Linked DNA regions of Homo sapiens: region 1 is linked to region 2. Evidence: read pairs that join two places in POLR2A ChIA-PET (ENCODE). Cell type or tissue: OCI-LY7. All regions are shown on one strand. Each heading gives the region's core, and the rest is flanking DNA. Links, peaks and the distances in the headings are about the cores only.

What was found. Peaks named below come from ENCODE experiments on the same cell type or tissue, not always from the same donor. Only the 100,000 strongest peaks of a DNase experiment are listed, where the experiment ranks them.
Region 1: POLR2A ChIA-PET joins it to region 2 with 9 read pairs; 3 of 35 experiments call an interaction of 5 or more read pairs at or near these places.

The regions. Positions count from the first base shown.
Region 1 is chr7:66,919,914-66,922,831 of GRCh38, reverse strand. It overlaps TMEM248 (transmembrane protein 248), which reads right to left and starts at 1,607. Exons shown (of 7, transcript NM_017994.5): 1 at 1,371-1,607. RefSeq lists a silencer at 1,316-1,565. In OCI-LY7, for the core only: no CTCF peak of the experiment used is centred there; DNase peaks (open chromatin) are centred at 711 and 1,691; H3K4me3 peaks cover 2,500 bases; H3K27ac peaks cover 2,301 bases.
Region 2 is chr7:66,431,785-66,434,702 of GRCh38, reverse strand. It overlaps the pseudogene RABGEF1P2, the pseudogene LOC124901855 and the pseudogene GRPEL1P1. Among named protein-coding and RNA genes, the nearest start is that of LINC00174, 33 kb to the right of the region's middle. In OCI-LY7, for the core only: no CTCF peak of the experiment used is centred there; no DNase peak of the experiment used is centred there.

The DNA of each region.
Region 1 (2,918 bases), core at 240-2,739, 490 kb before region 2:
AGGGAGGCTGAGGCAGGAGGATTGCTTGGACCTGGGAGGCAGAGGTTGCAGTGAGCAGAGATCGCACCACTGCACTCCAGCCTGGGCGACAAGAGTGAGACTCTGTCTCAAAAACATATATATATATAATCTACCTTTCCTCCTTGCCACAGATGCAGCTAGAGCCTAAACGGAGAAGGTGCCAGTTAACTAGCCTTTGGTGATTTTAGCATTGAGACTCCGGTGCTAGCAGTGATTCCAGTCCACCTGATTCAGGCCACAGGAATTCTCCCAGAATCTTCACTACAAGTTGAAACTCCAAATCCTTAATCCTAGAGAGTAAATGCACTTAGGGTCAATGCACACCTAAGTATACCTTAGGTGCGCGACAGGTCTATTTCCTGTCAGAATCCCTAGATGAAAAGAGGAAGTAGATGGACACCCTTATCGGTCAAGCGCTGATGGAACACTCATCTACAAATGAGATACACATGCTGAGACCCTAAGCTGACCCAAGCTGATGGTGCTATCGAGACAAACCACTTTATCACATATTCATCAGCAGTCTCGGAGTTTTTCTTCCCATTCCCTCCCGTAGCGGCTCACCTTTGAGGCAGGAAAGAAGCAGTTCAGGCGGAAGCCACAATCTTTACAAAGCAGGCTTCAGAGAAGCTCACCATTCATCAGCCAGTGAGGGCTGTCACCTGCTAGTTGAGAACTAAACTCAGACATCAGATTCTTCCACAAAGGCCTCCTCACCAGCTGTCCGATGGGTACGGCGTTCAAACGACTCAAAACAGCACAACAAGCCTGGTTTTATTTCTGATGGTCCCCATCAAGGGAACTGAAACTACATGCCTCTAGATTACCTTGCGATCACTCCTCATTTTATTAAAAACATGAAGAAAGAATCCACCCCATTCCGGATATTTACCAAGCTTGACACAGGGAACACCACTATGCCATTTAACTTTGTGGACGTACGTGAGTCTCTCCCTCCCACCTTTCTGAGATGTGTTTCACTGCCAAACGGAGAAGAAACGCAAACACTCCCCAAAGCCGAAAAATGGCAAACGACCAAGATGTTTCCCGTGCCAAATCCGAATTATCCAGGCCTCGGCTCCAGACGTGGGAAGTCCCGCCATCTCCAAGGCCGGCAGGGAACCCTGGCTCGGGGGACGCGAGTGGGCAAACCCCAGTGTGGGGGGACCAGGCCGAGGTCGGCCGATGCTGGGCGACCCCCGCCAGCAGTTGGGGCGGGGTCTGCACCCTGAGAAGCGGTGAAAAAAGCCGGCGGAGGAGCCGCTCCCGACCAGCACGCTCCCCGCTCCCGGCCCCGCGGGCAGCCCCGACTGGGCCCGACCCCAGCCCGCCCTCCAGCCCCGGCTCACCCCGCCCCGGCGGGCAGCTGCGCGCCCCGGGCCCAGCCGGGCCAGCTGCTCGGCGGACGCCCGCGGTCGCGCTGGGCTCACTCGTGGCGGCGCGTGGCGGGCCCGAGGCCGCTAGGCACCATCTTCTCCCCGCGCCGGGGGCAGCGTCTGGCTCCGCGGGGCCGACGCGAAGACCAGACGCCAACCGGGCTCCCGCCGCCGCCTCAGTTCGGGCTCCGGCAACCGCGGTTTCCGGGTGAAAAAAAAAAAAAAAACCACGCCACCTCCAACGCCGCCGTGACCTCCGACCCCGGGCGTCCGACGGTGGCGCGGCCGGGACAAGCTTCGTCAGAGGCAGGCGGCGGAGACCACGCTTCCGGGACGGGTAGCGTGCATGCGGACGTGCGTGGAGTGCGTGATGGACGTTTATGGGTCTGTGTGCCGGTCTGGTGTTGTGCGTGTGCGTGTGTGCGTAGTGCGTGTATGTGGCTTGTAGTGTGCATCGTGTACAACGGTGTGTGCAGTGAGTGCATGTATGTGCATCTGTGTGCGCGTGTGTGGTGTGTGATGGTATGGGTGTGTGCATGCGTAGATGTGTAGGGAGTGCGCACACGTGTGCATGCTCATGTGTGTGCTATGCGTGTGTCTGTTGATGTGCTTGTATATTAATCACTGCTGATAAACATGTAATTTTGGACCAGGCGCGGTGGCTCAGGCCTGTAATCTCAGCACTTTGGGAGGCCAAGGCAGGAGGATCGCTTGAGTCCTGGAGTTCCAGACCAGCCTGGGTAACATAGGGAGTCTCTGACTCTATTTATAAATAAAATAAAATGAAAATGAAAATTTTTAAAGTATAATTTTGTACAATCACTTTGCAAAGTAATTTGGCATTATGCAGTACACTTAAAGATATACACATCCTCTCTTGAGAATATATTACCCTGGAGAAACAGTTGCACCTATGCACAAGTAGACAAAATAATGCTCATAGCAACACCAATGTTTTTAGCAGCAGTATGACTCACTAAAAATTGGGGAGAAAAAGCAGATGTCCATACAGTCAAATGTAAAAACCAACTTTGATATATTCATGGTTTGGTTTGTTTTTGTAGAGACAGGGTCTCCCTATGTTACTCAAGCTGGTCTCGAACTACTGGACCCAAGTGATCCTCCCACCTCGGGAGGATCTGGGATTACAGGTGTGAGCTGCCACGCCTGGCCCATCTTCGTGTTTAATCGGGTACAAAAGACCAGTGAAAATTATTTAATACAGCTCACACAATTATGGTAGTCAATTGCAGACTATATTGGCAGGGACCAAATCACAAAATGGTACACTGCTACATATTTCCATTATGTAAAATTCAAAACAGGCAAGTTCATAACATATTGTTTAGAGATGCATACATAATTGTTTGAACTGACATGAAGCATGAGAAAAAGATGTATAAACTTCATGTTAAGTGTTAGGGGAATGGGATGGGGGAGGAGTACAGGGTGCTTTAAAGGTAATAAAGTTTTGTTGTTCTTGCTTTTGAGACAAGGTCTTGCTCTGTCACCCAAGCTGGA
Region 2 (2,918 bases), core at 207-2,706:
TTCAGCAAGCACCACCAAGCTGAACCCTGTCAGAGCCAAGTTCCACCGTTATGTGCATGAGGGTCTTTTTTTTGTCTTTCTTCACATCCGACAGGCAATGTGCCAGTGCTGTAACAAGGTTTGAGCAAGGCATATCTCACACATGAAAACCCAGTGTGAAAACCTAGTCATCACACTCCCAGTGCTTTGGGAGGCTGAGGCAGGTGGATCACTTGAGGTCAAGAGTTACAGACCAGCCTGGCCCACATGGCGAAACTCTGTGTCTACTAAAAATACAAAAATTAGCCAGGCGTGGTGGCGTACGCCTGTAGTCCCAGCTACTCGGAGACTGAGGCAGGGGAATTGCTTTAACCTGGGAGGCGGAGGTTTCAGTGAGCCAAGTTTGCACCACCGCACTCCAGCCTGGGCAACAGAGTGAGACTCCGTCTCAAAAAAAAAAAAATACTTTGCAGGTCAGTATAAACACTTAAAATATCATTTGAATCACTGTGTTACATTATTTATTATAGAAAAAGAGGGAAACAAATATACCATATGTTTTTTTTTTGTGTGAGGGGGTAAAAAGCAAGAATTTGTGAAGCGGGGATGTTTCCAAATCCAGCAGAGTTTTTAATATATTCTAAAATGAAAGTCATCACACCTAGATGAGATTTGGGTAAAAAATGAAAATACGGAACAGTGAAATCAGCCAGAGATTTCAGAAATAGATTTAATTTCTCAGGAGCAAGTTACATGACACCTGGAGGACGAGGGGGAACAAGGTTGTGCTTTACTAACTGCTGATGGTGATGACAGATACACTTGTATAGAGTTTTAGTTCTGTTTCATACCATGCACCTTACATTCCAGCCAAATCAAAGAGCTAAACATGAAAAAATTGAGAAGAAAGTAGATTAGGATATGAGCTGGGTATGGTGGCTCATGCCTATAATCCCATCACTTTGGGAGGCCAAGGCAGCCAGATGAGTAGAGGCTAGGAGTTTCAGACCAGCCTGGTCAACATGGGGAAACTCCATCACTACTAAAAATACAAAAACTGGAGTTTGAGACCAGCCTGGTCAACATGGGGAAACTCCATCACTACTAAAAATACAAAAATTATCTGAGCGTTGTAGCAGGTGCCTGTAATCCTAGCTACTCAGGAGGCTGAGGCAGGAGAATCACTTGAACCCGGAGGTGGAGGTTGCACTGAGCCAAGATCACACCATTGCACTCCAGCCTGAGCAAGAGAGCAAGACTGTCTCAAAAAAATAAAAAAATAAAATATTAGCTTGGGCGTGGTGGTTCATGCTTGTAATTCCAGCTACTTGGGAGGCTGAGGCAGGAGAATCGCTTGAACCAGGGAGGCAGAGGTTACAATGAGATCACACCACTGCAGCCTGTGTGAGAGAGCGAGACTCCATCTCGGGGAAAAAAAAAAAAGAAAAAAATATATGAACGGTACCTTAGGATACGTATTTCAGCTGTAGAGAGGAGCAAAAATTGAACCATCAAAAAATTGTTTTACCTGGGCACGGTGGCTCACACCTGTAATCCTAGCACTTTTAGAGGTCAAGGCAGGAGGATCACTTAAGCCCAGGAGTTTGAGACGAGACTGGGCAACATAGTGAGACCTTGTTTCTATATATTAAAAAAAAAAAAAAAGAGAAATAAAATTAAAAACTTACAAGAAATTTGTTTGTTTTTGAGACAGAGTGTTGCTCTGCCGCCCAGGCTGGAGTGCAATGGCATGATCTTGGCTGACTGCAACCTCCACCTCCCGGGTTCAAGCAATTCTCCTGCCTCAGCCTCCCAAGTATCTGGATTACAGGTGTGCAGTAGCATGCCCAGCTAATTTTTGTATTTTTAGTAGAGACGGGTTTTGCCATGTTGGCCAGGCTGGTCTTGAACTCCTGACCTAAGGTGATCCGTCCGCCTCGGCCTCCCAAAGTGCTGGGATTACAGGCGTGAGCCACTGCACCCAGCCAAAAGAATTGTTTTTAATGACCAGATAAAAGGCTTAATAGTATTAACTTTTTAAAAATCTGTGCAATAAAAAATAAAACATGGGAAGTCATGAATATAAATAAGAGCTTCATATAGTGAAATATCTAAACTTTACTAAAGGTAGCACCTAGGCTTTTATAGTTGAGGGATCAATTTTAATTCAACCAAATGGCATGTATATGGGTAACTAGTTGACAGTGATTAGGGCTGCAGTCAAGGTGATCCCATGACTTGTGATCACCATGATCACATGTGTGCTTGAGTGCTTGGCCATTTTCACTGAGGGAATGAGGTGACTGCCCCTGACCCCCAGTGTCCTGCCTTCCTTTTAGAGTTAAGCCAGATGGTCGACTGCTGCAGGCTTCCACAGGATGTATCGGTGCTTGGCGTGTGAGGTCAGTGGCCTGTGTAGATGAGGTCTGTGACAGCCAGTCCTGGGGGTTTGTTCTCAGCCTTATTCATGTTCTTCTACTGTGACATCCTTGTGAGAACCATTGGGAGAAATTTTTGATTTTGGTGTCAGAATTTCACCTGAAGAATTTGTTTGCTTTCATCTTTTTTTTTTTTAAGTTTTTTTTTCTTTTATTATTATACTTTAAGTTTTAGGGTACATGTGCACATTGTGCAGGTTAGTTACATATGTATACATGTGCCATGCTGGTGCGCTGCACCCACTAACTTGTCATCTAGCATTAGGTATATCTCCCAATGCTATCCCTCCCCCCTCCCCCCACCCCACAACAGTCCCCAGAGTGTGATGTTCCCCTTCCTGTGTCCATGTGATCTCATTGTTCAATTCCCACCTATGAGTGAGAATATGCAGTGTTTGGTTTTTTGTTCTTGCGATAGTTTACTGAGAATGATGATTTCCAATTTCATCCATGTCCCTACAAAGGACATGAACTCATCAAACTGCATCAACTAACGAGCAA